Regions from separate parts of the Homo sapiens genome. Here all the other regions are linked to region 1. The links are chromatin loops, found by intact Hi-C in ENCODE. Cell type or tissue: PC-9. All regions are shown on one strand.

What was found. Hi-C counts contacts between places; a loop is a spot of excess contacts. Peaks named below come from ENCODE experiments on the same cell type or tissue, not always from the same donor. Only the 100,000 strongest peaks of a DNase experiment are listed, where the experiment ranks them.
Region 2: a loop joins it to region 1, with 3 times the contacts of the local background. A loop is called at or near these places in 3 of 110 quality-filtered maps.
Region 3: a loop joins it to region 1, with 2.2 times the contacts of the local background. A loop is called at or near these places in 2 of 110 quality-filtered maps.
Region 4: it touches region 1 in a loop (8-fold over the local background); 3 of 110 quality-filtered maps call a loop at or near these places.

The regions. Positions count from the first base shown.
Region 1 is chr9:98,787,647-98,795,646 of GRCh38, forward strand. ANKS6 (ankyrin repeat and sterile alpha motif domain containing 6) reads right to left here. Exons shown (of 15, transcript NM_173551.5): 2 at 2,458-2,960. Among named protein-coding and RNA genes, the nearest start is that of ANKS6, 4.9 kb to the right of the region's middle. RefSeq lists a silencer at 3,748-3,797. In PC-9, CTCF peaks have their summits at 3,708 (motif pointing left) and 3,911 (motif pointing right); DNase peaks (open chromatin) are centred at 3,635, 4,145 and 5,565; H3K4me3 peaks cover 1,448 bases; H3K27ac peaks cover 2,362 bases.
Region 2 is chr9:98,070,157-98,078,156 of GRCh38, forward strand. NANS (N-acetylneuraminate synthase) reads left to right here. Exons shown (of 6, transcript NM_018946.4): 3 at 6,762-6,861. It also overlaps a transcript of TRIM14 not described here. Among named protein-coding and RNA genes, the nearest start is that of NANS, 17 kb to the left of the region's middle. RefSeq lists enhancers at 1,516-2,016, 4,477-5,283. In PC-9, CTCF peaks have their summits at 4,433 (motif pointing right) and 4,635; DNase peaks (open chromatin) are centred at 2,175, 2,685 and 4,445; H3K27ac peaks cover 4,236 bases.
Region 3 is chr9:98,484,484-98,492,483 of GRCh38, forward strand. The region is part of intron 4 of GABBR2 (gamma-aminobutyric acid type B receptor subunit 2); the gene reads right to left. Among named protein-coding and RNA genes, the nearest start is that of GABBR2, 220 kb to the right of the region's middle. In PC-9, no CTCF peak of the experiment used is centred here; DNase peaks (open chromatin) are centred at 4,308, 7,038 and 7,438; H3K27ac peaks cover 3,810 bases.
Region 4 is chr9:98,370,472-98,378,471 of GRCh38, forward strand. GABBR2 (gamma-aminobutyric acid type B receptor subunit 2) reads right to left here. Exons shown (of 19, transcript NM_005458.8): 12 at 993-1,100. Among named protein-coding and RNA genes, the nearest start is that of TBC1D2, 120 kb to the left of the region's middle. RefSeq lists enhancers at 1,748-2,436, 4,937-4,996 and a silencer at 4,636-4,930. In PC-9, no CTCF peak of the experiment used is centred here; DNase peaks (open chromatin) are centred at 4,420 and 4,920; H3K27ac peaks cover 3,146 bases.

The DNA.
Region 1 (8,000 bases):
GGCACTGCGATGAAAATTTTACAGGCCTGATCTTACTATTCCTCACAAAAATCTCCCAAGAAAAGAGCCTTTATTATGACTATCTTATGAAAAAAGACACTGTAGTCCTGCAGGGCCAATTAAGATGACCAAGACCACCCAGGTACAGAGTGGGAGAACTGAGCCTCAGACTAGTTCTGCTCAATGGGAACATGACCAGATCCTGCTGGAAGACCCGAGGTTCGCTCCTGTCAAATAACGCCGACAACACTATGGAGTAATCCACTTCCCATGTGCTCCCTCTGGGCCAGGCAGGATCTCACATGAACCCCACAGCAGCCCTGAGGCGGGTATCACTCCAGCACCCATTTGTGGAGAAGGAAATGGGAGCTTGGTGAACTGAGGCAGCTGGTTCAAGGTCCCTTGGCCAGCAGGGGCACAGCCAGCATCGAACCAAGTGGACAGTGACCTTGGCCACATCCACCAATGTGTCTGAGCCACTGCATCTTGGGGAAATGAGGGCATCGCCATCCCATGATGCCAGGACAACCCCTAAAATGAGGCCTGTCAGAAGCTAAGCCCGAGGGCACTCCGTGAAGATTCAAGATGCAGAGGCTAAGGAAACCTGGGATGGAGAACGCATGCACAACAGAAGAGGCACAGCTCGGCAGGCACGGGCAGGTGCAAGTTCTGGAGTGTTCACTTCTGAGCCTGAATTCCCTCCCCTGCAAAATGGGGGAATACCCTCCTCAGAGGGTCCCTGCGAGGGTGAGGGGAGATTCAGCATGGCAGGTGTGCTGGGCACGGCAGGGCCTGGGAAGGGCAGATCCTTTCCCCATCCCTGCCACAAACAACCCAAACCTTTAAAGGAGAGCAATGGCCTTGTGTCAAAAACAAAAACAAAACAAAACCCTGTCCTAGGAGACTGGGGCCCTAATTTCTAATAGCAAGCCTTTATGAGTCCCTAACACTCTACTGGGCTGAGTATCTCACACGCCAGAGGATAACCTGCCTTCTGCTCACCACCACCCCGTAGTAGTTGTCATTGTGTCCATTTCACAGATGAGGCAAAGGCTCAGAAGAGTCATGTGTTAAACCAGCTTCTAGAGCCCATGCAGGAGCTGCAGGTGGGAGAATCACCTCTAGGTGCTCTTCCCATGGAATCCTCACCTCCTGAGTGTCACTCACTCAGCTTCCAATGGGTGTGTGACCTTTGACCAGCTTTCTTCCCTCTCTGGGCCTCAGTTTCCCACCTGGACAAAGTAAGAGGTCTCTTGGCTTCAGGTAGTTCTTCCTAAACTTCTTTTTCCTTTTCATTTGAGCATCCTCTTCATTTTTGCCACCTCTCTGTCATTACAGGCTTTTAAAACATGTTTATTTCAGACTTGTTCTGATTGGATGGTGTATTTCTTTTTTTTTTTTTTTGGAGAGTGTATTTCTAATAAGCATTTACCAAATTTTCAGCATCTCTTGATTGATGGGGCTATTCTATATTCTTTCAATGGTAACAAACTTAACACTTTCAGGTCTTTTTAGCCAATGTGCCTGAAGCTACTTTCTTCAGTGCTTGACCTCTCAGAGCTAGATGTTTATATACACTGCAGCCCACCTACTGTTACTCCCTGGCTGTGAGTCCTGCCGTCGAAGTCAGGCCTTTTACATAGACAGAGGGTACCAAGGCTGTGTGTTGCGATCTTATTGCAAACCGTGCATTAAAGGTTTTGAAACGTGGTATGTCCTATGGCAGATTTGCTAAGGATTGTTTAGACAACTCTTTACATGCCAGAGAGATGGCAAGAAGTTAAAAAAAAAAAAAAAAAAAAGATGCACTGCTAGATGTTTTTTAAAAAACTAATTTTCATCAATTTTACATGAACTAGTGTTTGAGAAATGATCAGGGCAGAGGAGGTCAGGCACACTATTGTAGAACAAGGGCTGGCAAACTATAGCCCATGGCTCAAATATATCCCACTGCTTGTTTTTGTAGTTATAATTTATTGGAACCTAGCCATACCTGACTCATTTACATATTATATGCATAGCCACACCCATTCATTTACTCATTACATATGTAAGGCTGCTTTCACTCTAGCAGAAGTGACTACTGTAGTTTTAACAGAGACTGTATGGTCCATACAGTCTATTTGGCCTTTTACAGAAAAAGTTTGCCAAACCTTGTTGTAGAAGGGCCCCAGAACCACCTGCATCAGAATGATGTGCTTGGGGAGAGCAGCCTTGTTATAGAGGCTTCCAGGCTCTTGCCCAGGGCTACCAAATCACTCTGCAGAGAGTGGGCCCAGAACCTGCATGTCACAGGCAATCCCCCCGATACTTAAGCACACCACTTCCTCAGTCTCAGTGGTCTGCAGGGCTGGACTCTGAGTTCTGCGTGTCCTTCCAGTAGAGCAATCCTCAGCTTAAGCCACATAAACACAATTTGGGGTCCTCTGTGAAGCCACGGGGGGCATGCAGCCTGACCTGTTTTGGGCCTGACGGTGGTCAGCGGGTCCAGGTAGTCTACAAGGTCCCTGTGCTTGCAGTCCAGTGCAACCTCGAAGGCGGTCTTCTCCAGCACGCTGAGGTGGTCAGGGTTGGCGCCCTTCTCCACCAGCTGCTGGGCCACTCCAAGCCGCCCAGTGAGTGCGGCCAGCATCAGCGGGCTCCAGCCCACGGTCCGGGCTGCGTGGTTGGGGTCCGCGCCCCACTCCATCAGTAGACGCACCACGGCCTCGTGCCCGTGCTGGATGGCAGCCATCAGGGCTGTGATGTCCAAGGGCTCATCCCTGCTGCCGCCCAACCCCAGTTGCTCGCCTGAAGGGTGGTGATGGTCCACAAAGGCACCGGCTTCCAGGAGCAGCTTCACCACACCCAGGTGGCCGCCCCGAGAAGCCACAGTGAGCACACTGGCCCCCAGCCGGTTCTGGGCATTGACATCAGCCCCGTGATCCAACAGGAGGTGTGCCACACTCACATGCCCAAATCTGCCAGGAAGATGGAGAATTAGTGACACTGAACACACAGCACTCGGGGGCCAGCTTATGTCATCCTTAATTGGCATGAATTATTAGTCCTGACAGCTGCTCATGATAAGAGGTCTTATTCTGGCGCCAGGCACTGTGCCAGCCACATGGATGCAGATGCATCATCATGAAGGTGAGCAGCTGCCCTGCCTGGGTTCAAATCCAGCTCTCCCCACCACCAGCTGCATGACCTTTAGGAAGAACTTTGATTTCTTTGTGCCTTCATTTCCTGATCTGCAAAATGGGGATATAACTGTACCTACTTCAAGGGTTGTTGGGGATTAAATGAGTTACATGTAAAGCACCTGGCTCTGTGCCTGGCCACAGGAAACATCACATCAATGTTAGCGATTGTTAGGTATTATAATTGTTCATGTTACGTTATTCAACGTGCCAAGGGTTACCCGGCTGGTAAGGGGTGGCATCAGGGTCAGGACAGGTCTGTGTGAATGCCGCTGCCCTTGCTTTTTCTCTTACACCATGCTGCCTCCTACATTTCAGACAGTCGATTTTATTCTGCTTTATAGCCTGGGAATCTGTCTCTCTGCCTGTGCTCTAATTTCCCCACAGGCAGAGCCCATGTCTGATTCATTTCTACCCTCCCCATCCCCAAAAGCACACACCCCATGCCAAGAGGTGTGGCAAGGTTGTGGTCAGCAGATAGGCTGGGCATTGCGGCCTGGAGGCCTGCTGCCACCTGCTGGCAGGAATGTTTGTTGCAGGCGGCTGAGGACCCAGCCTAGGCCAGATCTTCCTCAATGAAGTCACTGCTGGGCCCCTGAAGAGAAAGATCTGCACCCACCAACTTCCTAGTACCAGGAGAAGGAAAACAGGTACCTCTTCCCAGCAAAATCTCTTCCTTCTTTTAACACCAGAGGGCAGAAAAGTTCTGTTTTGTGGTGTCTCTGGTGGGCTCGGAGCTGTGTATCTCCAAGCTGGAAGCGGCCCTGGACTAACAAGAAAACAATGACAAGACAGGGGCTGTCTACTCCAGGTTTTCGAGACCACAAAGCCACTGTCATGTCTGCATCTGTGAGGCAGCTTTCTGGGTTTCTCGATGCTCAGCCCTCCTTCCCGGGAGCCAGTTTTGCACCTCATCTAAACCCAAGACCTCCCTCCTCCTGGCGGCTGGCGGCCAGGCCAGGGCTGAACTCTGTCTGAGGCTCCGGCTGAATACCTTCTGGGATGTGAACCTGAACAGCATGGGGCTACTCAGCCACGAAGCAAGAGCCTGGTGACACAGCTCCATCAGCTGCAGGGGGCTGGGCCTCTTGACCTCCACTCCCAGAGTGGAAAAGGACAAGGCAAATTGAAACCAACTCAATGCAGAAAGCTGCACCCCAATGTCTCCCCGCCTCCAGTCTCGTTCCCTCCTGCCCATCCTCCATGCGACTCCCAAATGATATTCTCCAAACCCAAATCTGTCACTCCCCAGCTTCTGATTGCCGAAGACCTGACTGCTTTGCCAACCTCACTTCCTCCTGCTCCCAAACCACACCTTCCCGCCTTCCCCACACCTTCACCATCCTGACCCCACCAGAGGACTCTCCTGTCCTCATCTACTCAGCACACCCCCACCGTGTCCTGCTTCAGGAGTCATATCTCACCCACTCTGAGCAGCTTCCAGACCACCCCTCAACCAGGCTAGGTCAGTGCCCCTCTTCTGAGCACCTAATTCCACGGGCTCGCCTCTGGCTGCACGTGAGCCCTCTTTCCCTAATTGTCTCTCCTATTCAGTGGCAGGCTCTCCAAGGACAGGACAGGGTTCCACGCATATTGTTTCCCCAGCCCCTACCATAGTGGCTGATCCACATCGGAGCTCAGTAAATTTGGTCAAACAAGCCAAGTAAATGAATGCATAAATGGCATAACCACATAGGGGAAGGTCCAGAGGTGAGCAGTGGAAATCCCTGAAGAACTGGTGTATCCTCCACTGTAGTACATTTCTAAAAGATTACACTATTTAGTTATCAAGCATGAGATAAAATCTAGCATAATCCCTAACAGCAGATTACAAGGTGCGTCACATTTTTATCTCATTTGATCTTAATAAACCCCGAGATAAACTCACAGATTAGGAAACTGAAGATTACAGTGGAAAGCAATTAATCTAAAGCCTCTCAATTTGAACGTGATAGAGTCAAAAGTTGCACCTGGACTCAAAATCGAAGCTCCAGTATAACCAATTTTTAAGGAGGAAGAAAAGGGGTGAATTAGAGCAGAAATAGTGAAATTTGGAATGTTTTCTGAATTAGTGAGTAGCCCAAGAGAGCACTCAACTATGCTGAAAATATAAAAGGATCCAAGCAAGGCTGAGATAATGTTGTGGATGCTAAGTTTCTAATAGGTAACTGCCGGAGATGGGCATGCTAGGGGCTTTCTGAACAGGTGCTGTGATTACTGATGAATTTCAGCAATTAACACCTGTGTTTAAAGAGCTGGCACACATTTTCCCCTCTCAAAGCACTGGGCTGAGAGTCCAGCTCTGCCCCACTGGCAGGCAGGAAATGAAGGGTAGGGAAGGAAGGTAAACACTATGCAACCCTGTCCCTTGGAGAGAAGTCTCTGGCAAATTTGGCAAGCCGCTTCCAGGCACCAACACCAAGAGGGAAACTATCAGTTACAGGATTCATGGCTGGGAGCACAGGCTCTGGAGCCACCTCCCTAGGTGTGAATCTGACTCGCCACTTGGTAGCTATGTTACTTGAGCAAGTTATTTAACTTCTCTGTTCCTCAATTCCTCATTTATGAAATGAGGATGACAATAGTACCTCCTTCCTAAGGTTTTGTATGGATTGAATGACTTAATTCATTTAAAGCACTTAGCACAGTGCTTGACAGAAAGTCAGTGCTCAATAAAGGTTGTTTTTTGTTTTGTTTTGTTCTGGTTTTTTGAGATGGAGTCTCGCTCTGTCGCCAGGCTGGAGTGCAGTGGCGCGATCTCAGCTTACTGCAACCTCCGCCTCCCAGGTTCAAGCGATTCTCCTGCCTCAGCCTCCCGAGTAGCTGGGACTACAGGTGCGTGCCACCATGCCCGTGCCACCACGCCCAGCTAATTTTTGTATTTTTAGTAGAGACAGGGTTTCACTATGTTGGCCAGGCTGGTCTCGATCTCCTGACCTCCTGATCTGCCCGCCTCGGCCTCCCAAAGTGCTGGGATTACAGGCGTGAGCCACCGCACCTGGCCAAAGGTTACCTATTATTTTAAGAACATGAAAAAACATGCCCCAGCGCGGTGGCTCACGCCTGTAATCGCAGCACTTTGGGAGGCCGAGGTGGGCGTTTCACGAAATCAGGAGATTGAGACCAGCCTGGCCAACACAGTGAAACCCGGTCTCTACTAAAAATACAAAAAGTAGCTGGGCGTGGTGGCACGTGACTGTAATCCCAGCTACTCCGGAGGCTGAGACAGGAGAATCGCTTGAACCCAGGAGGCGGAGGTTGCAGTGAGTCGAGATCACGCCACTGCACTCCAGCCTGGTGACAGAGCGAGACTCCGTCTCAAAAAAAAAAAAAAAAAGAACAGGAAAAAACACTAAGGTCACCATTTCTAATACTAAAACACCCACAAAAGACCAAAGGCACAGGGTGTCTAATAGTCTGGCCTGATCCACACAGAGAGCTGGGACGATAAATAGATGCTTGCTCAGACCCAGCGTGGTGGCTGCCAGGGGTGTGGTTTTGAGCAGGATTCTGGGGGCGTATCCAGATCCAAGGAAGAAGAGCACAAGGCTGGAAGGTGTCAGCACACAGGCCATTCATTTGCCTACCCCGATGTGAGGGACAGACACACTGTACATCCTTCTGGAAGTCTTCCATATATACTACTCCTCAACTTGACCTTTTCTTATGAATTACGCAGCAGAAAGCTGGAGCACAACTCAACACAGGCAGAGATGCTACCTGAATATAGAGTCGGTGTCACACCAACTGAGGAACAGCACATTTTAAAATACCCAGGCTCAAGACTATCCTGCAGAACTTGGTTAAAACTGATGATCTGGGGTCTCTGAGACACTCTGAGGCATGTCAGTGCTGTAGTCACAAACCTCACTCAGTAAATTCCTCAGGGGGCTCACCAGGGCCCCTGTGCACGCACTTGGTGGATTGCAGAGATGAGACACACATAACACATCAGTGGCTCCCAAACCTACCATACAAGAGAATCACTGGGGAGCCTCTTCTCACACAGAGTCCCTGTCTCTTACTCCCCTCACTGCCCTGGGCCTTCTAAATCACAATCTCCAGAAAAGGAACTCAGGAATCTGCACTTAGACAAGCATCCTGGTGATTCTGATGTGTGGCCAGGTTTGGGTACTGAGGAAGCCAGTCAGCATTAACATGGTGTGATGGATGCTACCACAGAGGCCTTTCTGCTGCGGAGGGACCAGAGAACAGGGAGATATCATGGCAGGCTTCACAGAAGCCAGATCTCTAGATGCCATCCTTGCTGTCTCTCTTAACCCCTCCCCAAGGGCCAGTCGTCAACTCCTGCTGATCTACTCCCTGAATATATCACAAATTCATCTGGGTGCCCTCCCTCCGCTGTCTCCATTCTGGTCTAGGCCACCATCACCTCTCACTCAGACTGCAGCAAACTCTACCTAACCAGCCTTTTTGACTCTAGCTTACCCTAGAGTATCTAATCTATTCTCACACTTCAAGGAAAGTAATTTTTCCAAAACGTAACTCTCATCCTGTCACTCATTCTGCCTAGAACCTTCCATGACTCCCTAGCACCTTCCATGACTCCCTAGCACCCTAGGATAGCTAGCGTTTCTCAGCTCCCACACTCCCCCAACTCCCTGGCATCTGCCTTCTCTCCAGGGAGGACTAGTACATCATTCTACTCATACATTCTACGCATACCTCATTCTACCAGTCCTACCAGCTCGTGCACCCAAGCCTTTGCATGGGCCTCCCATCATGCCTTCCCACAGCCCACTTGTAATGTCCTGGCTAATTCTCAGGTATCCGCAGGTCTCCACGTGGATATAAACA
Region 2 (8,000 bases), 720 kb before region 1:
ACGCAGGCTGGAGTGCAGTGGCACGATTGTGGCTCACTGTAACCTTCGCCTCCCAGGTTCAAGCAGTTCTCCTGCTTCAGCCTCCCAAGTAGCTGGGACTACAGGTGTATGCCACCATGCCCAGCTAATTTTTGTATTTTTAGTAGAGACGGGGTTTCACCATGTTGACCAGGCTGGTCTTGAACTCCTGACCTCAGGTGATCTGCCTGCCTCAGCCTCCCAAAGTGCTGGGATTGCAGGTGTGAGCCACCGTGCCCAGCTTTCATTTTAAATTTTTATTTTATTTATTTATTTCACTCTGTTGGCCAGGCCGGAGTGCAATGGCGTGATCTTGGCTCACTGCAACTTCTGCCTCCTGGGTTCAAGAGATTCTTGTGCCTCAGCCTCCTGAGTAGCTAGGATTATAGGTACCCGCCACCACACCCGACTAATTTTTGTATTTTTAGTAGAGATGAGGTTTTACCATTTGGCCAGGCTGGTCTCAAACTCCCGACCTCAGGTGATCCGCCCACCTTGTCCTCCCAAAGTGCTGGGATTACAGGCATGAGCCATCGCGCCTGGTCACAATTTTAATTTTTAATTCAGCAAATACGAATAAATAAAACCACATCAAAAAATAAAAATAAAAAAGATCTGCAGACTCTTTAGTAATTTTTTTTTTTTTTTGAGACAGGGTCTCACTCTGTTGCCCAGGCTGGAGAGTAGCAGCACAATCATAGCTCATAGCTCACCGCAGCCTTGACGGCCCAGGCTCAAGCGATCCTCCCACCTCAGCCTTCTTAGTAGCTGGGACTACAGGTCCATGCCACCACAACCAGCTAATTTCTAAATTTTTTTGTAGAGATGGGGTCTCCCTATGTTGCCCAGGCTGGTCTTAAACTCTGGGCCTCAAACAGTCTCCCACCTCGGCCTCCCAAAGTGCTAGGATTACAGGTGTGAGCCACTGCACTTGGCCTCCTTAGTAATTTTTAAGAATTTGAAGATGAAAACATTTGGGACTCCATGCTGAATGCTGTATACACATACCCCAGCTGTGTGGTGTGTACCTGGCTATATGATGGCACGACTGTATGGTACACACCTCAGCTGTATGGTACATACCCCCGACTGTATGATGCACACCCCAGCTCTGTGGTACACACCCTGCTGTGTGGCCCATACCCGGGCTATATGGCCCAGTGGCCAAGTGAATGGACTCTAGGGTCAGATTTTAAGTTTGAATATGGCTCTGCCTGTTATTTTTGGTATATCCATGTGGAGGTTATTTAACCTTTTTGTGCCTGTTTTCTTCAGTTGTAAAGTGGGCTTCCTAGCAGAACCCATCTGGGAGGGAAAGTGAAGATTAAATGTGATCGTTAATATAAAGCATAGTACACAATCAGTATTCAGTGAATATCAGTTACAATTAAGGAAAGCAACCTGGGCTAAGGGCTAGGACATCTGGGTACTTGCAGGCTGGGACATCTGGGTACTTGTCCTGGCTTTGTCCTTAACTCTCAGTGTGACCTTGGTGAGCCCCTTCCCTGCCTGGGCCACCATTTCATTTTCCGTGTGTGACCAAGCTACCATCCAGTGGTTCTCTCTATTCTGATGTCCTGAGTCAGCGCAGAACCAGGGAAGATGTCATCAAGGTGACTTGCACCTGGATTGGGGACTTTTCTGCTTCCGTCCACGTTTCCTGGAAATGCAAGCTCCCTGAGCTCCTGGATCTGACCTAGGAGAAAGGTGCCTCCTTGCCCGTGAGGCTGCCAAGGCGGAGTCACTTCTTTAGGCCGTGCCCTGCAGGTGGCATCGGTTGAGAACCCGGAGCAGTTGGGTGATAGGGAGGAGTCTGGTGTTTGCAGCGGGGCTTCCTCCTTGGTTTTCCTTCCCTCTGCTCCCCAGGCAGCCCATTTGCTTGGTGTCTGTGATGGGTGTTTTAGAGTCAGGCTCTCTGAGCTCAGCTCCTGGTGCTCACACTCTGTGTGGCTTGGGCTCCTCATGTAACCTTGGAGCCGCAGTGGCCCCCGTCTGTAAAAACAGGATTGTTAAGATGCTCCTGGGGCTATCTGGAGGATTCAGGGAGCTAAACCCGTGGGGTGCCAGCACAGGGCCAGGTCTACACTCACCCAGCGATGGCTGTTCTGTGACTCAGAACCCTTTGGAGTTTTTCTGCCTCAGCCTATTTGGGCAGGTAGGTTCCTCTGGATGAGGAATGCCTTTTGTCCCCAGCTAGTCCCCTGCCTGACCTAGGGCACAGGCAGTGAGGGAAAGTGCATTTTTTTTTTTTTTTTGAGACGGAGTCTCGCTGTGTCGCCCAAGCTGGAGTGCAGTTGCGCAATCTCTGCTCACTGCAACCTCCACCTCACGGGTTCAAGCAGTTCTCTGCCTCAGCCTCCCGAGTAGCTGGGACTACAGGTGCCCGCTACCATGCCCAGCTAATTTTTGTATTTTTAGTAGAGACAGAGTTTCACCATGTTGGCCAGGGTGGTCTTGAACTCCTGACCTCATGATCCACCCACCTCGGCCTCCCAAAGTGCTGGGATTATAGGCGGGAGCCACCGTGCCCGGCAGGAAAGTGCATTCTTTAAGAGCCTTTACGAGAGTTAATTTACCTTGCCCTCTGTCAAACTGTTGGAGGTAGATTGGTTCCTTGTTCTGTATTTACCTAGCAAGTGGCTCCCAGTGTTTACCTACCCTAACTTCCTTATAGAAACAGGCATTTATTGAATGCATATTTTCTCCACACTGTATGCTGTTCTAGGGCGTTCTCTGTGTGCTGAGGAAAGGTTAAGGTGTGGCAGAATTTTATTAAGGCCAAGAAAACCGTCAGGGCTTCTGGTTGAAAGTTGCACCAAGGCTGTGGAACTCAGGTGAAACAGCAGAATGTCTTTAGTCTAAAAGGAAAGTTCTATTGAGAAGGCAAATGGAAGCCATGACCAAAAAGGTGACTCCTGAGGGACATGCTCTCCTCACACACAGTGGCCATCCCAGCAAAGCCGCCCTTCCCTCCAGCACCTGCCTCTGTCCTAGGCACGGTGCCCTCTGACAGGCTGCTGCCCTGAGGCTGGCCCAGCCTATTTGTGGCTACACCCTTCCCCTGACTCCCTGTTCTCCCCAGCTCATCACCATGGGCTTTTTTTTTTTTTTTTTTTTTTTTTTTTTTTGAGACGGAGTCTTGCTCTGTCACCCAGGCTGGAGTGCAATGGCATGCTCTTGGCTCACTGCAACCTCCACCTCCCAGGTTCAAGTAATTGTCCTGCCTTAGCCTCCCGAGTAGCTGGGATTACAGACACACACCAACACGCCGGGCTAATTTTTGTATTTTTAGTAGAGGCGGGGTTTCACCATGTTGGCCAGGCTGGTGTCAAACTCCTGACCTCGTGATCTGCCCGCCACGGCCTCCCAAAGTGCTGGGATTACAGGCGTGAGCCACCGCGCCTGGCCTGGGCTTCTTTTTTTTTTTTTCCAATCCTGAAGGATCCAAAACCTGAGGGGAGAGGAAGGGACTTTAGAAAAATCTCAGCTCCACTCCTCTCTTTCCTTACCCCTGACTCAGATCAGCAGTTCCCAGAGTGTCCCACAGGACACAGTACAGAAATGGGGTTCTGTGGGCACGTGTTGTCCACCCTCATTCATTAATTGATTTAGAATCAATAAAGGGTTTTTTGGTTTATTTTTTGTTTTGTCACCCAGGCTGGAGTGCAGTGACACGACCTCAGCTCAGTGCAGCCTCAACCTCCTGGGTTCAAGCAATCCTCCCACTTCAGCCTCCTGAGTAGCTGGGACTGCAGGCACACACCACACACCCGGCTAATTTTTATATGTTTTGTAGAAACGGGATTTCGCCATGTTGCCTAGGCTGGTGTCAAACTCCTGGGCTAAAATGATCCTCCTGCCTTGGCCTCCCAAAGTGCTGGGATTACAGGCATGGGCTACCATGCCTGGCCAGAATTAATAAAGTTCTGAGTCGAATAAGTTTGGGAAACACTGGGTTTGGAACTCAGCTAAGTTGATTTACTGGGACCCTCTAAGAAGGCATTAAGGCAGGGTAGTGTTTCTCCCAAACGAGGCTATCCATGGGACCCATTTCTGCATGTTGAACTCAGCTGGGAGCCCGAGGAGAGTTGTACATGCCTGAGCTCCCTTCAGACTCCCACAGACTTTGTGCTATGGGGCAGGAGGGAGAGAGGAGTGCTGAGGCTGCCGGGCTGCATGGAACCCCAGATAGAGGGAACCCGATAGCACGGTCGGCAGGCTAGGGGAAGTCAAGGAGTCCCTGAAGAGAAAGGGGTCACCAGTTGCTGACCCAGCCTGTAGTAGCCCCTAGGCACAGCGATACTGTCTTAGGGCTGAAAGTTAGGATCTTCCAGATTACTCAGATTCCCTTTGCCCGATGGCTCTGAGTGGCAGTTTTCTAAATGTCCACTGGGTGGCGCTGGCTCCCCAGGAGGCGGCAAAATGAGGCGCCCCTTCCCTTTCCAGCAGGAATTGGCCTTTTTCTTTACTTGAAAATTACAGAATTCCATGCAGATTTTACAGCCTCTGTAGGTAAGCTTTCACAAGGTGTTTTTCTGCACTTGTCCCCCCTCCTTGCCCCGATCGCTCTGCCCCTCTCTTGGGGGGGTTTCTGCTTCTGTTTATGCCCTGGTGGGCCACACCACACTCCCACAAGATGAACATTATACAAAAGAAAACTCAGTGGAAGGTTCCTTCTTTAAACAGAAAGCACTCTCTTCATCTGCCAAATGAAGTGAGAAGGGTAGGAAAATTAGATTTTATTGAAAAAATATATTTAAAACTGATGTTTTTTCAGTTCTGTCTTAGGGCTAGTTAGCAGTGTTATGAGACACAAACAGGAAGGAGTGAGGTGGAAAGGTATGGAAGGTACTGGGCATGGCAGCTGAAGCTTGCAACCCCAGCACTGTGGGAGGCCAGGGTGGGACAACTGCTTGAGGTCAGGAGTTTGAGAACAGCCCGGGCAACATAGCAAGACCCCATCTCCACAGCAAATTAAAAAAAAAAAAAAATTAGCCACATGTGGTGGCACGTGCTTGTGGTCCCAGCTACTTGGGAGACTGAGGCAGGAGGATTGCTTGACCCCAGGAGTTTGAGACCAGTCTGGGCAACATAGCAAGACCCCGTCTCTACCACAAAAGAAAAGAAAAAGATGGAAGGGGAAAAGAGAAGAGTTAAAAATAAAGCAGAGGAAGAGCAGTGAGAAAGGTGAAGGAAGGGAGGAAAGGAAGGAAACGGTGGGAGGGAGGGAGGAAGGAAAGGGAGAGAGGGAGGGAAGGAAAGGGAGGAAGGAAAGGGAGGAAAGGGAGGGAGGGAGGAAGGAAGGGAGGGAGGGAAGGAGACAGGAAGGGAGGTAGGTTGGTTGGTCCGTCGGTCCGTCGGTCCTAGACCAATCAGAGTTTGCATTTCATTTCAGCAACTTCCCTGGGAGAGGGAAAGATTTGTGCCCATGTGATCAAGTGTGAGCAACTCACTAAGCCCTAACTTATTTCTGAGTCACCATTCAGAGACATTGATTTTTTCGACTTTTGATTTCCAACTTCAAAACAAAACAAAGGGACTCAAGAAAACTTTTGAAGGTGATGTGTATGTTTATTACTCTTGTGCTGATGGTAGCAGTAGTGTATACTTAAGTCCCAACTCACCAAATTACATTATGTGCAGTTTTTAGTATATCAATTACACCTTACTGAAGCTGGAAAGAAATGATAATAAAAAGTTTTTGAGTTCTTATAATTTGACAGCAAACTGAGATTTTACTCTTATAACTTGTGATCCACTGATTCCTTCAGCAAGCATTTGCTGACATTTACCAATTTCCTGAGTCTTGTTGATGAATACTAGAGAAGGATGTTGAAGAGCACTAAATAGGTAACCTCAAGCAGTGACGTTATATCTGAAAAAAGTGACTGAGGTTCACTTTTAAGTAGGCAGCGTGCTTTGAGGCCTGAAAGGGCTCGGGTTGAATGGGCCCTGCCAGCCATGGATCCTTATGTAGAGGCTGGGCAAAAAAATGCTCCATTTTCCCCCTTTCGCCAAGAATTGAAATAGCCCCTTTTCCTGCTCGTTTGGCCGAGTAGAAGGGAAAGCCTTTGAGGCTATTCATGTTTTCACTGCCTGGTTTTCTGGGTCAGGATTAGGTCATGACCGTTTCATGTTTGTTCATTTGGCCTTGGGCCCCTGGGGCAGGTAGGGTCTGGCCAGGGGAAAGGTTCTTTTCCAGATTCTTTTTTTTTTTTGAGATGGAGTCTCGCTCTGTGGCCCAGGCTGGAGTGCAGTGGCATGATCTCAGCTCACTGCAACCTCCGCCTCCCAGGTTCAAGTGATTCTCCTGCCTCAGCCTTCTGAGTAGCTGGGATCACAGGTGCCCGCCACCACACCCGGCTAATTTTTATATTTTTAGTAGAGACGGGGTTTCACCATGTTGGTCAGGCTAGTCTCAAACTCCTGACCTCAGGTGATCTGCCCGCCTCGGCCTCCCAAAGTGCAGGCATGAGCCACCACGCCCAGCCCTTTTCCAGATTCCTGTAGCCAGCAAAGACCAGCACCAAACGTTTGTTGGGCTAATGGATGGGTGGATGCAAATGAATGTTTGCATTTGAATGAAATGACTGAGAACAAATCTTTGCCTGCTTTCAAGTTGCTGAGCGTCCCTCTACTGCCTAAGATGAGGGGTTTTTCTACTTGTATGTTATTCCTTGCCTGTCATAACAACAGTGTTTTTGGACAATGGTGAAAAGGAGCTCCCTCTTTGATTTTTGTAGATGGCAGTTGAATTCCTGCATGAACTGAATGTTCCATTTTTCAAAGTTGGATCTGGAGACACTAATAATTTTCCTTATCTGGAAAAGACAGCCAAAAAAGGTAAGTGTCTAATTTTTGACTTAAAATCGAAGGGAGTCCAAACCTTCATATTTTTACTCCCCTCATGGTGGCCCACTTTCAGCAGATTTCATGAAGACAAATTTTAGCCTCTTTTCATTTTTTTAAATAGAGATAGGGTCTCGCTGTGTTGGCCAGGTTGGTCTTGAACTCCTGGCCTAAAGCAATCCTCCCATCTCGACCTCCCAAAGTGCTAGGATTACAGGCATGAGCCACTGTGCCCTGCCAGAAACCTCTTTTCAATCAGCCTGTACTTCCATTTTTTGTAAGCTAATTTGAAAGAAAATGAATTAAGAATATGACAGTTTTTATAAGACATTTAGAAATTCTTTTTAAGAATTTTTTTTTTTTTTTAATAGAGACAAGGTCTGTCTATGTTGCCCAGGTTGGTCTTGAACTCCTGGATTCAAGTGATCCTCCTACTTCAGCCTCCCAAAGTGTTGGGATTACAGGTGTGAGCCACTGCACCTGTCCTAGAAAATTTTTTAACTAAAATTTATAAGAAATTAAGGATATGACAGTATATATAAAACCTAGCTGGGTATGGTGGTGCATTACTGTGGCCCCAGCTACTCGGGAGGCTGAGGTAGGAGGATTGCTTGAGTTTGAGACCGCAGTGGGACATGATCGTGTAAAGTGGTTTTACAACATGAACAATTTCATTTGATCCTCATAACACTCCTAGGACTGAAACAGGTCATGATTATGATGCTTGATACTTATTTCACAGGGGAGGCCTCTGAGACTCAGAGACGGACAGTACTCTGCCCAGGCACAGCTAGAAGTGGCAGCTCCACACCTCACATTCATTCACACTCTTGAATCAGCACTCATTCTACTGTACTGCCATGGTATACAACCTATTAATCAGATAAGATACTCATTTTCCTCTTGGCAGTGTGAAATTCCTCTGCCTCTTTAATTCAGTTCCTTTTGCTCAAGAACACTGTCGGGGGGCAGAGGGGAGCCCACCTTTCCTGTGGCCGAGGGCAGGAACCCAACAAGCTCCTCTCTGTTCCCCCACAGGGGCTGGCACAGTGTTTTAAGAGATGTCTGTGGAGTTCAGTTGAATGATGAGACCAGCAGTTGGGATGTGTTGGGGAGAGTCAGAACCTCTAAAG
Region 3 (8,000 bases), 300 kb before region 1:
TGAGAAAGAGGGGGAAAGACGCTGCCAAGTCTGGAAGGAAGGAGGAGCAGCCCGGAATCCAGGGTTGGGGAGAGGCCAAACGGGGGATGAGGCTGGATGGGGATCTTGGGGGGCACCATAGAGCAGTATAAACAGTTTGAGGTGCTTCTCAAACTAGGGTATGTGCATTCTAGAGCACGAGGAGGTGTCCCGAGTGTAGGAAGTGCAGATATACTGCGTTCTCCTTTCTAAAGTAGCAACTTACTGGAAGATTCAGGGGTTAGGGGAAAGGTTTTGGATTTGGGGAATCTTAATAGTTTTTCCACACATGTGCATGCTCTCATGAAAGTTCCAGAATCATGCTTTTCAATGTTGCATAGCTTGTATCTTTTCCTGAAAGTCCAGAGAGTAGAAAGAAGAAATTTGGGAATAGCAGTAGCCCCTGCTTTCAGACAAGCCCCCTGCCTCCCTGCCAGGGTATGGGCCCATTCTCTTATGCTGAAAGGGCTTGGGGCAGTTTAGGCAGTAGTAGGGGGTAGGGAGGGGCAGCCATAACCATCCCTGAGGATGACAGTGACAGATCAGAGCTGTGATATCACAAAGGACTGGAAACGTGGCAGAGGGCAGGGTCTGGAAAATCCTGTGCCCTTCCAGGGACTTGGCTCTGCAGGGAGCTTCCTGGAGTGAAAGCAGATGACCTGAGTTGGGGCAAATGAGATGGCCAGGTCTAGGGTTGGAGACCATACATGGAGACCTATGTTCACACCCTCAAGAGGCTACTATCACAAGAAAGGGGCAAAAGTGGAAGGAAACAGCGGTGGGAATGGGGTAGGAAAATGGGGAGGGGTATTCAGCCCAAACCCCCAACAGTGACAGGATGAGTGAGGGAGAGGCCCACTAAACTCCCTCTGGAGAGGAGTCTAATGTTGCCAAACCCTGGGTAGCTTTCCTTTTCTTTTTCTTGACCCTGTCTCATCCCTCATCTAGAACCACTTTGTCTCTGGGATGCTTAAAGAGAGCTAAACACACATACACACACGCAGGCACACACACACACAGGCACGCACACACACTCACGCACGCACATGACACTTAGCAAGGATAACCCAATTCAAAGAACTAGCATGTACCCCCAGTTTGCAAGCAATCCTAACATCATAAAAATAACAACTCTCAAGCCCTTTCTGAGCTGTTGTGCTAAACAGTCCGTCAGCCCCACCCTGGGAGGTGGGCGCTGTTATTATGCTCACTTTGGAAAGATTCATGAGCAAAGCAAGGTCCAAAGAATTAAGCAAACTTCCCAGGTGCAGTCCCCTCCTTGGGGCTGGTACACCCGCCCGGCTGCAGTGAGGGTGGGCTGCTGACAGCTCACTCCCTTCTCTGGAGAACTGCCCTCAGCTAAGGGGAGCTTCCTGGCCATGGGAGCCACTCCATGCCCCACACCCCACAGAGAGCAACCAACAACTGACTCACATTGGTGGAAAACTCCGGCCCCCCTGCTGAAAGTTAGGATCAGCTCTGTGGTGCTGTCTGTGCTCCGGAGACCCCTGTGGGGCCAGGCTAAACTGGTATCCATCCAAGACAGAGCTCCTCCTGCCTCATCCTGCTTCCCTCCCCTTCTCCTGAGTACTTCCACAATAAATTACTTTCCCAAGCATCTCAGGCTCTGTTTGTAGGGACTTCAACCTAAGATGCCAGGTCACACAAATAGGAGGTGGTGGCACTGGCCTTGCCCCGGGTGGGTGTGGTCCCAGAGCCTGAGTGCTTGACTCCTCGCTCCTATCTACCGCCTCCCAGTTGAGGATGCAAACCCCACTGGGTCTGAGCTGCTGGAGCTCAGCACTCAATCTGCAGCAACAGCTAACTGAGAAAAGTCATGCAGATGTTGAAGTGAAAGGATATAAATGGCAAATGCAATCCTGAGCCACTGAAATTGCTGGTGTGCATTTAAGAGTGCAGGACAGCAGAGGTGAGGAAGATGAGGGACCACGCCCTCCAGCCAGCCTTCCTTGCCTGTGGAGCATGGACTCTTGCAAGGAAGGTCAAGCTCGACCCTGAGCCTGACCCTGACCTCTGGGTTGTCTGGAATCTCCTGCCACCCATGCATCTGTCTAGGTCCACTCAATGGCATCCTGGTTTCTCAGAGCCTAGCCTCGCAGACTACCTACTGTGCTGGGCTGCTGAAAATTCAAATGTCACAATGCTATATAAAGAGAGGAGATGCTATAAACCCCTAAGGCAGCTGAGCTGTTAGAGGCTGGCCATGACCTGGGCCAGCGGGCACTGCCTAAGGCTTCGGAAGCCCAGGCCAGTCCTGTGCCCCAACTGTCTGGCTGTAGACTTGGAGTGGGCCCTAGAAGTTCAGCCTAGAATGTTCTCCAAAGTCCCTCCTGGCTCTGACAAACTGATCCCATACCCACAATGAGTAGTCCCTTTTATTTAGCTAAAATTTGTCTTACTTAGACCCCACCCCCCACTGGAAATGTCCATAAAGGCAGAGAAGCATATGCTTCACTCTGTCCGTAAAGGCAGTGAAGGCATACGCTTCACTCTCAAGGAAGGGAGCGAAGAGGGAATAGCCCACAGCAGCCCAGTGGAAAGCATGGCATTTCTTTAAAGTTTATTCTTGTATCTTGAAAATTCATGTATATTTAACACTCTAATAATATATCTATGTCGTAAGTTAAAAATAATACCTTTTCGTCTCCATGTCTCTGAGCAAACCTGGCCTGTGAGAAAGATGCACCATGTGTATTCTGCAGCTTTGCGTCCCCTTGGGGTGCCTGTATGAACTTCAGTTTCAGGCAGTCAGGATGGACTCCTGGCCTGTGGGAGTGGCAGTTCTCATCAGGTCTCTCCTATCTGGTTGGGAAAAAAGGGGGTCAATTCCCTAAGGACTTTTTTTTGGCCAGAGTCAAGAGGGAGAGCACAGTTCCCACTAGGACTTTACCATGGAGCAAGGGAAGGGCAGTCCTCTCAAAGCCTACCTTTGTAGTTGTCTTATGCCAGGCAGAATAATAGCCACATCCTGGCTGGGCTCAGTGGCTCATGCCTGTAATCCCAGCACATTAGGAGGCCAAGGCAGGAGAATCACTTGAGCTCAGGAGTTCAAGACCAGTCTGGGAAACGTGGAGAAACCCTGTCTCTACAAATATATATATATATATAGGCTGAGTATGGTGGTGCATGCCTGTAGTCCCAGTTACTTGGGAGGCTGAGGTGGGAGGATTGCTTGAGCCCAGGAAGTTGAGGCTGCAGTGAGCTGTGATTACACCACTACACTCCAGCCTGGGTTACAGAGTGAGACCCTGTCCCCACTCCCCCAGTCCCCCAAAAAAGGCCACATCCTAATCCCCAGAACCTGTGAGTACGTTATGTCACGTGGTAAAGGGAAAATTCACATTCCAGATGGAATTAAGGTTGTTTATCAGCTGATCTTAAAATAGGGAGATTTTCTTGGATTAGCCAGGTGATAATGTATTCACAGGGTCCTTAAATGTATTCATGTATTCACAAGGTCCTTAAACATGGCCGAGGCAGAGACAGTGATACAGTGTGGGAAAGGCTCCACTGACTATGGCTCACTTTGAAGATAGAGGAAGGGGATGCCAGCTGAGGGATGCAGGTGGCCTCTAGATACTGGAACTAGAGCCTCCAGAAGGAACTTGGCCGCACTGACACCTTGATGTTGGCCTGTCAAGATCCATGTAGGACATCTGGCTTCCAGACAGTAAGATAAATTTGTGTTGCTTGAAGCTGTTCAGATTTTCACAGCAGCAATGGGAAATGAAGACACTTCCCTCTCTGGAAAGGCCTTACCTTGGGCTTATCCTGTCTCCCTCCTCTCTCTGCTGGGGTTCTAGGACACTCAGTTGTTGCTGACTAGTCGAGTAGCTTTTCTGGTCAAAGCTGTCCCCTTAATGTGAGGCATAAGGATCCCCACTAATATTGTTGGAGAATTGGGCTATTTTTGTGAGTCACTCAAAAAAGAAAGCCAAACATGGCTCTAAATGGCACAGACATATTTTCTTTTCCTTTTTTAAGAGTAGAAAGCCTGGCTCAATTTAGAGGGTCTTCATGATGTTGCACTGGGGCCCAAATATTGCATCAATATAAAAAATAAAGATGAGAGCTTTCTGCTTATCTCTGTCTTTCTGTCATTCCCTAGCACTTTTTTTTTTAACCGCTCCTCCACTTAAGGCAAGTAAGTTGCAAAGCCCTTTCATTCCTGTTTTGTTACTAAGAAGAAATGGGGGGAGACAGGTCATTTAAAAATGTTGGGTATGAGTAACCTTGGAATGTTGAGAGGCTATGCTGACTGAGGAGTGTGGGTGGACACGAAGCTGGGAGGCATGCCGTGGAGGTTAAGAGCCAGTCTGTAGCTAGACTGCTGAGCTAGAATCTCAGCTCAGTCACTTAATCAGCTTCATGGCCTCAGGCAAGTTATTAAACTTTCGTGAGCTTCAGTTTCTCTACCTATAAAATGGGGATAATAATAGTACCTATCTTCAGAGCAGGTGGTGGCAAACAATTTCTATAAAGGTCCAGATAGTAAATATTTTTGGTCTCATAGGCCATATAGTCTCTGTTGCAATTACTCAGTTCTGCCGCTGTAGCACAAAAGCAGCCAAGGACGTTGTGGTAAATGAATGTGTTCCTATAAAACTTTATTTACAAACACAGAGAGTAGGCCGGATTTGGCCCATGAGCTGTAGTTTGCTGACTGCTATTGTAGAGTTATTGTGGGGATGAAGTGAATTCATGAATCTGTGGGCACAAAGGGAGTGCTTAAAAGTGTCCTCCTTTGATGTTGAAGCAGAAGCGTTGGATGAGGTCAGAAGAAGAGGCTGTGATAAGATGGAGAGAGAGAAGAGGAGCCCTCTGGAAAGAGGTGGCTGCTGGCACAGCGCTGACGCAGGCAAGCAAGGCTCTTGACTCCTCTGGTAAATTCACCTGCAATAGGGAAGCTCTGTGGGCCCAGAGACCCTAAATGAATTGCTCACAATCTTTCAGCTTTGCTTACTGTCTCAAAGTTTGGATTTTAGAAAGTCCTTTGTTATCATTTTAAGATATTCATTAAAAGATAGAGAGTTCCATGGCTTCTTTCCCTGAAATTCTCTAATTTTATTATTTAGTGTTTTATTATTTAGTCTTTTCTCTATTCCAGCATCTCTCAAGTTTCGAACGTAATATCAACTACTGATTTTTCAGCCCCCGAGAGAGCCCAACAGTCTGCCTACGGCGACCATCACACAATTGGGATGGCCCAGTGCCCTCTCTACAGAGGAAGACACCAAGGCAGGGACGGAGTCCAACCCCGGGTCTACTTGATTCAAAAGCCCCTGTTATGCTTGGCACAGGTGGCTCACGCCTGTAATCCAGCACTTTGGGAGGTCAAGGCGGACGGATCACCTAAGGTCAGGAGTTTGAGACCAGCCTGGCCAACATGGTAAAACACCATCTCTACTAAAAATACAAAAATTAGCCAGGCTTGGTGGAGGGCACCTGTAATCCCAGCTACTCAGGAGGCTGAGGCAGGAGAATCACTTGAACCCAGGAAGTGGAGGTTGCAGTGAGCCGAGATCGTGCCACCGCACTCCAGCCTGGGCGACAGAGCAACACACCTACACGCAAAGCCCCTGTTCTGAGTTTCTGTCTGGGATGATGAAACAGTTCTGGAAGTGGATAATGGGATGGTTGTACAACACTGTGAATGTACTTAATGCCACTGAATTGAACACTTAAAAATGGTTAAAATGGTAAATTTTATGTCACATATATTTTACTACAATAAAAAAAAAGGGTCACAACTAGAACAGCATTCCCTATACTTTCTGAGTTCTGACAAAAAAAAGGAATAAAGACTGCTGATGATTTCTGTAAAAGTAGGGCATAGGGTTCCTGATGGTGGGGGCAGGGGGCTGTGGATAGAAGGGACTTTTGGGGTATCTGATAAAGTTCTCTGACCTGTGTGCTGTTTGCCTTAGGATTCATTTAGACATTCATTTGATTTCTGTGGCTTTCAAATTGTTGTTTGATTTTACAATAAAAGATTTTCTTTAAAAGTTCCTGCTCTTTCCACAAAAATATTTGGTCTCCAGAGCACCCGGATTGAACTGAGGCAACTGCCCCTCCCATGTCAATTCCAGACATAAGGGTCTGTGGATGCCCCATGGTTGAAATAATGTACCACATATTCCTCCAACAAATGGAAATATGAATATAGGGCAGAAGGCCACTTTGGGGAAGGTGCATGAAGCAACTGAAATGTCCAGAAAGGGAAATGTGACACCTGGAACTCTCCCTATGAGTGCCCAGGACGTGGTCTCTGTGCAGAGCAGCTTCCCAGCCCCGCCTGGAAACAGCTAAACTTTAGCCACCCCCTGTTCAGAACAGGCTTGGAATGAGCTTAAAGGGCCTCGCGACTTCATCACACAGAAATGGTATTTCCTGACTTTCTTGATACAAATTTCGATACACATCTGCTAAATCAGCCTTATTAATTTCATTATTCCGTTCCTCTGTGCTCTTGCCTTTTTTTTTTTGCCTGGGTGAACTGTCCAAGAGTGAGAGAGAGATGTTATGCCTCCCAATGCTATTGTGTTTCTGTCAATTTCCGTCTCTATTTTTAACAGGCTTTTCTTTCTTTATTTCAGTGAGATGTAATTTAAAGCAATAATAGTCCGTGAGCATGTTATTCTCAAGGTGGATTGAAGCCTTATCTATAGAAAAGGACTCTCCTTAATCCTGTTTGACACCTGTATCTTGAACACGCTTTGGTCTGATATGAATACTGGGATTCTTGCTGTAGTTTGACTTGCTTGGTAGACCTTTGCTCAACCTTTTACCTTCAACCTTTCAGTGTCACTTTGTTTATCTGATGTAAATAGCTAGAGTTCGTTTTTTGAAACACAATCTGAAAGTCTCTTCCTTTTGATAATGAGTTTGGCCTATTTGAACTTCTGGTCAGAATCATTATATGTGGTCTGCACTGATCTGTTTTGTGCTTTCTGGTTTTCATGTTTGTTTTCTGTTTCGAAACATGGATGAGATTTCCTTTGTTTTATTTTTGTGTTTCTGCAGCTTCAGGTTCTGTTTGCATTATGGTATATTTACCACTGAGTCATTCAAAGCATTCTTTAGCTTATATCTACCTAATTATGAAACTCATGAGCAAAATGGTCTCTTTTGAGTCCCTCTCCTAGTTAACACCAGGAGTTAAGCACCCTTCTTTTAAAAAATTCATCTCTTCTTAGGCCTGTGAAGGTAATTTGGATTTTTATATCTCAATTATGCCTATTGCCGTATCTATTTTTGCATTATGTATAAAATTATATGTAATTTTTGCATCTGCATACACTTTTATAACAATTATTTAGACTTTGCTTTCCTTCCATGGGTTCCAATGATCCCTGCTCAGCCGTTTCTGTCATGACCTCAGCTGTAAAGTATGCCATCGCTTTTGGCTGGTTGACATCAGACTTCAGGATTAGCTTCAAGAAGGGGACCTGGCTGGAACATCGTGTGAGCCCCATACAGTGCAGAATACCTCCCAGTTGCTCCACTGTCTCTGGGATTTAATGCTTCAGAGGAGTCAGAGAGTGGCCTGGTTTTTGCATCTCTATGGGAAGTTTGTTTTTTTCCTGGCCTAGATATTTGTAAGATTTTCTCCACTAAGTATGTCAAAATTTTGGCAAAACCTGTCTAAGTATGACTCTCTTTTCACCAGTTATGCTAGAATGCAGAAGCTGGCTAGTTTGCTCATATAGTCTGTACATTTCCATATAAAATTGTTGTAGTTCAAAAACTGTAGAATAATGGAAATTTTGTATGGCCCAATCTACAGTACTAGGTCTGTCTTGAGCCCGCTTAAGTTTGTTTCCTAGTAAAAAAAAAAAAAAAAAAAAAAAAAAAATTCTTATTTGAAAACAGAAAAATTGTGGAGACTATATACAGAGTTCCCATACAACCCCTCATCCAGTTTTCCCTATTATTAATGTTTTATATTAGTATTTTGTGCA
Region 4 (8,000 bases), 420 kb before region 1:
CAACTCTGGAGGGGTTGGACACCTGGGTGGATGGGATGATGGGGAAAGAATGCAGGCTGGCCAAAGACAGAAGCGGCCAGCCTATACTCCTTTTCCCAAGGCAGGTGGCCGGCCTGCTGCAGGCCTGAGCTGGGAGAGGGAGAAGTTGTGCCAATCAATGCTGTTTGCAGTTTTGAATATAACAATAGACTCTACATATTATAATAGTTACTAACCAGAGGACCTTCAAGATCACAAGACTTTCACAAATTTTATCCAGAAGAAAGGGGAGCTCCAGTACCACTGCAAGAGTTAAAGAGGACAGTGGTGGATAAAGTTTCTCTATGACTAAGAGTCAAGGTCTGGCAACATCATATCTATACCAAACCGCACGGGTGGCGAATGCGGTCCACGGTGTGAAGGCTGAGCTCCTGTCCTACAGGGGCCTCTTTGAAAATGGAATCATTAAATCAGGTACCAGCCCTGTTTCACTCCTCTCTTTTAAGGGCTCCCTATTGCCCATAAGTTAAAGTGCAGATTCCTTAATGTGGCTCCTGTCTTCCCTTCCAGCCTCTTCCTGTACCCTGTCCCCACAAGCCCTATGCCCCAGCCACACCAAGCCTCTCTCGGCCCCTGACCACCCTCCTCCCATCCCCAGGCTGCCACGGATGGTTCCTTTGACAAGGTCCCCAGCATCCCTATGCCCTTGGCTCAGCCAACTCCCACTCACCCTCCAGGCCCCAGCATAGGTGGCACTTCCTCCATGAAGCCTCCCTTGAGTGTTTCGTACCCCAGCACCCCCCACATGTCCCCAGCCAGCCCTGATAACTGTGTATTACAAATGCTTTGTTAACTGTCCGATTTCCCCAGTAGGGTGAAGGTGGCAGGAGGTAGGGATTGTGTTTAGCTTGGATCCCCAGCAAATAGCTCAGTGCCTGGAATATAGTATATACTTGCTAGATAAATGCTGGGTGAACACTACTAATACCCTGAAACAGAAGGAGAGTGATTACCTTCTTCTTCATTTTCACATTTTTGAAGATGGCGTGGACTCTCCAGGTCTTTGCAAACATGGCCCCAAAAGCGGTCGTGTAGCCCACGGTGAGAATCCAGGTCCTGACCTAGAGGCCATGAGAAAACAGAGGCATTGACCTTCCTTAGGTAGACAGACTTCATCAGGTATGAGTCCACCCTGCAAGGGGACTCTTTATGATGGGGACAAATACTCCCCTCTGCATATAGTTGAGTTTCATTGGCATCTTTCAATCAAATTTCCATTCAATAGGCATTTAGTTCTATCAGCCACTTACCAGACCCAGGTCACTAGGCACACAGGAGTGCAATATTCAAACCATGCCTTAGATGGGCCTAGAGAGAGCCAGACAGAGGGAGAGCCACAGAGGGCCCCCAGGACTGCTGAGATGCTGAGATACCACCAAAAGGTGATGGTCCAGCCCTCTGGCCTTCACTTCCCCTCCTCCCTTCCTTCTTCCTGCTGCCCAGCCCTCTCCCCACATGGTCAGGCCATGTGGCTACTACTGTCCAGTGTCACCTCAGAAGGTCAGTTAGTCAGCATGGGCCAGACTGGCCACTGAGCCCACACTTAGACCTTGGTCCCTGCTCAGGACTGAGGCCCTGTCTGGCTCTCACCTATTCCCCAGGACCAAGGTGTGCCCTGACGCCTAGCCCTGGGTTGGTGGCTAATGGGAACAGCCGGCCCTGACAGGAGCCTACAACTTGGATCCCTGAAGGCTGGAACAGGCTGGCCACCACCTGTTAGGTCTTAGGGGCCTCCAGGACGCCCACCTTCACCTGTACTGTATCACTCCCAGACCCCCCAACCCTCACCATTTAGACTGGACACCCTCTAATACCCAGGAGACGTGCACATCTCCAGGTGGGCCCCACATCATGGTCCAGCCCTGGGCTGTGCACCACTGAGTTCTGGGGCCTCCCACTCACTGGGACAGAAAAGCCACGTGCCCCATGAGTTGCAGCTCTGAGCTTGGGTCTTTGCTCTCCCTCAGCTCTGTTGAGCTTAGTTTCCTTTGAAAGGTTCCAACCTGCCTTGGCTGAACACAAGGCAGAAAGTTGGATGTGGTAGGGGAAAAAGAGAGGCAGCCAGGCTGCAGCAGACAGCTCAGGCCCTCTGCATCCAGAGGAACTGAGCACAGTAGCTTTGCTTGGCTTCCCCAGGCCCCTTCTAGTTCAGGGCTGGCTGCCACCAACACATGTAGGAAGTTTCCAAGAAATGTTCCCAGCCCATTCCCCTTACAGATTCATTCTGCTCCTGCCTTTCCGGCAACTTGACTCTCCAGGTTTTCAGAGACAGAACATTTTGCGTTTCAATTTTATTTGTAAAAATAGGAACTATTTTTAGATTGCAAGGCTGACCCACTAAATCAAGGGAAGGACAACAGTATCACAGCGCTTGTTCAGAAACACAGGCCTGTGAACCATGAATGCTGTGAGGGTACAGGTGGGTGCTTAGCCTTCTATTTTCTTTTTCTTTTTCTTTTTCTTTTTTTTTAATTTCACAAACAAGGAGAAATCAGATGGGTAAAAATGAACCACAGTGCTTTAGAAAGAATGTAGAATGGCCACATTATTACCCAGATGATCATAAAAGGATGTGAGAAAAATATACAAAACAGGGAGGGGGAAAGAGCCAATGATAGAGAATTTAGACCTGAGCATATTCAATGAACAGATAATACATTTGTCATCTGTCAGAGATGCATGGGACTTGACAGTTCATCTCATTCATTCACTCATTCGTTTGTTTGTTCATTTGTTCATCTTCAACAAGTATTATTAGGACAGAGGCAAAGTATACAACAATAAAAAGAAATAACAACAACAATAACAGACACCAGGGTGATTTTTTGGAGGTATCAGTTAAGTGAGGAACTCCCTTAACAGGTGAAGAAACTGAGGCCCAGCGCATTCAAGATAGTTCCCTTAACCATGCCACACAGCTCCAGAGCTAAGCCTGGAACTCGATGCTTTGACCCGGTCCAGGCCTCTCTCCCCGACATCCTGCTGCTGCCTCCTCCTCAGATGGAGTCTCCTCAACTCAAATCAGGTTCATCTACACCTAGGAGCCGGATGTCAAAGGACCAGGACACACCCAGAGGGGGTAGCTGACCAACCTGTAACACCCTCCAGGGACCTCAGCACACTTGTAAAGCTAATTTAGTGACATGACTGTTAAGACCAATGGTCTACAGCATTTTTGATAACATTCTCTTGAACATGTTTAATTTTACAAATGACCATATACAGACCATGGGCATTTTAAAAAGGACAAAGATGAAGTAATATCATCATTTTTACCTCATCCTGTGGCTGACAAAGATCTATTTTGAGGAGATGTGTCACTCCAGTGTGCAAAGCATTCCTTTTTTTTTTTTTTTTTTTTTTTTGAGATGAGATCTTGCTCTGTCCCTCAGGCTGGAGTACAGTGGTACAATCACAGCTCATTTCAGCCTCCATCTCCAGAGCTCAAACAATCCTCCCACCTCAGTCTCCTGAGTATCTGGGACTGCAGGCATGCACCACCATGCCCAGCTAATTTTTTTGATTTTTAGTAGAGACGAAATCTTGCTATATTGCCCAGGCTGGTCTTGAACCCCTGAACTCAAGTGATCCTCCTGCCTCGGCCTCTCAAAATGTTGGGAGTACAGGCAAGAGCCACTGCACCTGGCCTTGGTGTGCAAGCATTCTTAATATTTGCTTTGACTTAGGTTTTCTTTGAAACAATCATTTCCAGGCCACTTGTCTATTTTGTGAGGGCTAAATTCACTCAATCATATAATTAGTCAAGTTAGTTAAAATTCAATAATATAAATTTAATCTGGCATCTGGAAACTGCAATATGTTGCCATAAACTAAAAGCGAAGAATAGCTGAGGATGCCTGGGCAGAAAAGAGTTAACATAGCAGGCCTGAGACTGTTATCTTTAGAAAGGTCTGATTTGAAGGTTGGTCCTTGGCTGGTATCTGAGAGCTTGGATTCTGGACAGTTCCCACCATCCCCTCAATGATAAGAGCAGCTCACTGTGCCTGAACTGGTTGTGCAAACAACGTGGTTTATGCTGAACACTGCCTTCCTTCTGGGAGTCTGGAATTTTGTTACATAGTAGGCAGACGGTGTCGACATATCCATCCTCCGACTAAAAACCCTGGGCGTGTCATCTCTAATGTGCTTCCCTAGGCAGCATTTCACACATGTGGTCGCTACTCATTGCTGGGGGACTTAAGCGTGTCCTGTGCTCCTCCGCTGTGATAGGGCTATCAGAAGCTGCCACCTGGTTTCCCCTGGACTTTGCCTCCCCACGTGCCTTTTCCTTTGCTGATATTGCTGTGTATTCTTTCAGTGTAATAAGTCATAGCTGCGAGTATGACTGTGTGCTGAGCCCTGAGAGTCCTAGTGAATCATTGAACTTGGGGGTTGTCTTGGAGACTCTCAATGCTGCATCCCATTGCTGTCTGGTGTAGAGAACTGACCAACCACCTTGTCTCTGGGAGCATTCCTGCATACAATCACCAGACACCTACTGCCAGGGCTCCACAGTGAGTCCCCATATTAAGTGTTACTCCAGCTTAAGTTTCTGGGATTTAAACCCATCGCTGCCCCACAGAGCCCTCAGGTTAAACTCCAAATTCTTAGCAGGCAGGGTGCAGCCCCCTCTACCTTACCTCTTCTGATATTTCTCAAACCATCCTGCCCTGCTCAGTCTTTCCCCTCACATCACACTGGCTCATGCTGCCGGGTCTGACACGCGCTGTTTCCTCCACCCAAAATGCCATTCCTTGTTCTTCACAACTTCTCATGCATCCTCTGAAATCCAAACTTGTGAGCCACTTCCTCTGAGAAGCCCACTGAGACCTTGCAGGGAGGTCATGACTACTTCCTCCTCATGACTTCTGCCTTCAAGCATGTTTCTGCTCTGCTGGTCACACAGAGATGACATCTATCTGATTACCTGTCTGCCTCTCCCACTAGATGAAGCTACTGGGAGGCAGGGCCTGCTTTGCCCACCTTTAAATCTCTGGAGCCAAGAGGAGACAATCAGACTGGATGGGCCAGTTTAGGAGGTCATGAACTCTTTGTCACCACAGATGTGCAAGTTGAGCCTGAGCAAGCAAATTAAAGGAAGACCACAGAGAGAACTGGAGCATTTGATAGCAAAAGAGGCTGAGTTCATGGCCTCAGCTGCCCCTTCCACATGCTGTCTGACAGGTAGTGAGCTCCCCATCACTCCACATATTCAAGCAAAGCTTGGAAGACTCCCCCCCTTCTCCCCCTCCATCAGAATGCTCCAGGGGCATTTCCTGCACTGAGGGAGGTTTCATTTAATGACATCCCAGGTGCCTCCCTTCTATGTGGCTCTATGATGCCAAGTAAACGAGAAGGTTTCATCTGAAGGGTTCTAATGATTCTGTTTTCCAATATGTTACCACCAATACAAGTCTCTACTGGTTCGTCAACACCAAATAGCTACTTCACTTTTTCTCCTAAAGTCTTACGTGTGTTTATTTTTCTGATTTAACATCTTTCTTTTTCTCCCCTTAGCCATCAGGTACTCAGCCCCCTCTGCGAACTGCCTTGAACATAATCCATCCATGGGGGAAGACAAACTTTAGGCAGGTAGTGCCCATCTCAGTCCCAGCTATGAAAAAGGAAAAAGAAATGAGAGCAAGTCTCCAAATGGAAGGAAAAATCTATGCCCAGAACAATTCTGCTCAGCCGCTTGCTCCATTGATTTCATGAAGCATGCCTGGGAGGGTGAAGGGCTTTCACTGCCCTTCTGGGGATCAACATGAAAATGGACATACAACCTCTGCTGGCAGGCCTGTTCTGACAGATGACGCATGGGACTGCTGTGCTCCGGGTCTCCTTGTTGCCACAGATTCATGTGGGCTTCAGGCCAGCAAGTCAGATGGAAGAGCAAGCCCTGGTGGCTGGCTGGACACAGGGGCAAGTCACTTTCCTGCTGTCCAAAAGGTTCTCTCAAGGGCCTTTTACTTCATTCTGACTGCTCATCCTAGGTGCTCAATAGTGAGAAGGAGGGAAGAAACTCCCAGAGCGCCCCAAAGCAAGCCCCAGAGCACTGTGAGGTATGAGGTGGGGAAGCTGAGAGGCCTGAGGTCTCCAGGGCCCATCTTGTCTTCTAGGGCAAGGGCGACAGATAAATCCTCAAGTTATAAGACTCTGAAGAGCAGCCTCTAGAAACAGCCCCAGAAGACCCCGTCTTGCTCAGGGTCTTCTGGGTAAGACCTGTATAGAAAATCTTCTCTGGAGCTTAGAGTACAGCAGAGCCTTTCTGGGGGAACGGTGCAGGGGGCAAAGGTGACTCAGGACCCACAGGAGTACTTTGGAACCCGAGTCAGGGCCTAGGGGCCATCTTAGAAGCCTTGGGGCAAATCAGAGAGAGGTTTCTCCTCTGGGAGGAGAAATTTCTGAAAGGCACCCCGTCTGGGCCCTTTCTGAAGGACTCCACTCCTCAAGGCCCTTGAAGCCAACAAACTCCAAGAACTTGGCTCAAAGACCCGATCACAGGCCGAAATTCAGCTCCTGCCCCTGAAGCCAACACCCTTGTGTAGTGCAGAAAGTGCACAACTGCCCTTGGCAGCCTTGGCTCAGGCCACAGAACAATGCAGAATGAGCAAGAGGCCTTTCTTCCTGTTCCCCCACAACCCCAGAAGGTGCCTCAGGACTGGAGGTTGGGGAGCTTTTTGGAAACGCAGCATTCTCAGATGGGTAGTGGCAGGAGGGGGTGGGGTGTGGTGGGGAGGGGGCTGCTGTGTGCCTTCATACAGCTCTGTGGACAGAAGACGTGGACAAGTGGGCGTCAGGGCCAGAGAGGAAGGACTGAGTGGCCACACCATGTGATTGCAGCTGTTGAGAATTCTGTGGGCAAGTATGGTGTATCATTTAGGACTTCCAGAAATAACTGGAGCTCACTCAGAGGGGTCCCTTATTTTAAGTCTTCCCTGATTTGTCCCTTGCTTCTGGGCCTTACCCACTCCCCTAGGCCTGTCTCTGCCAGTGTACACAACATAGTAAATGGGAACTGTTTGTTTACTTAGGTTTTCAATCTACACTGCCAGCTCCTCGAGGACCATGCTCTGTGCCTAGCAGGTGCCTGGGAATGTTATCATATGAATGAATGAATTGTGGGAACAAGAGTGCTGAGCAGAGCCAGGGGTTGGAGTGGCCCACATGTGGGGTGTCTGGAAGGGAGGCCATCATCTGCTTATTGGCTCAGGAGTCTGGGGAGTCCCTGGTTCCCCACTCAGCCCCCTCCTCTGGAAGGGAGTTGGGGGTGGGGAGGCCACTGTCATCAAGCGGGCATCTGTACCCCATCCAGGACTCCAGTTGGCCCAATCAGGCCCTGTGACAGCCAGTCCCTGTGACCCTCTCCTTGAGCTGGTCTGGACCTGCCAGGCAAGGCCACCACCAAACCCTGTGGGTATCTCCTAGCCCAGCCTTCCTGCTGCCTTCTGAAATCACAAAGCATGTTACCATGGCCAGCCATGACAGCCACCTGCAGAAACAGCCCCAAACCCACATTATTACATTGTTTTACTTCTCAACTGCCTCAAAAAGAAAACCCCATGCAACAACAACAACAAAACCACAGATTTATGGCCTTTTAACTAAAAATGTTTCATTAATTCCTACCAGACTTGAATTTACTGGGAGGCCAAGTGGGTGTTCCTAGGCAGCCTTTACCTTTCTAGTTAGAGTTAGAAAATCCCAGTACCTCTAGGAGGGCAGGAAGAGGGCATCACACTCCCCAGTCCAGTGTCTGGGCCTCCCCTGCCCCACCCCTGCCTAGCTGCCATCCATCTGAGCAGAGTGAAGAGGCCGAAGGGGTGCTTCGGGACTCGAACCCCACCCTGCCAGCTGTGATGGAACCGCCCTGCTTCCCGAGGTTCGAGGGTGGGGGCCACAATCCAGTGTCTTCCAGCCCAGGAGCTCCTTCCCTCCCACAGCTGGGCCCCAGGAGACCA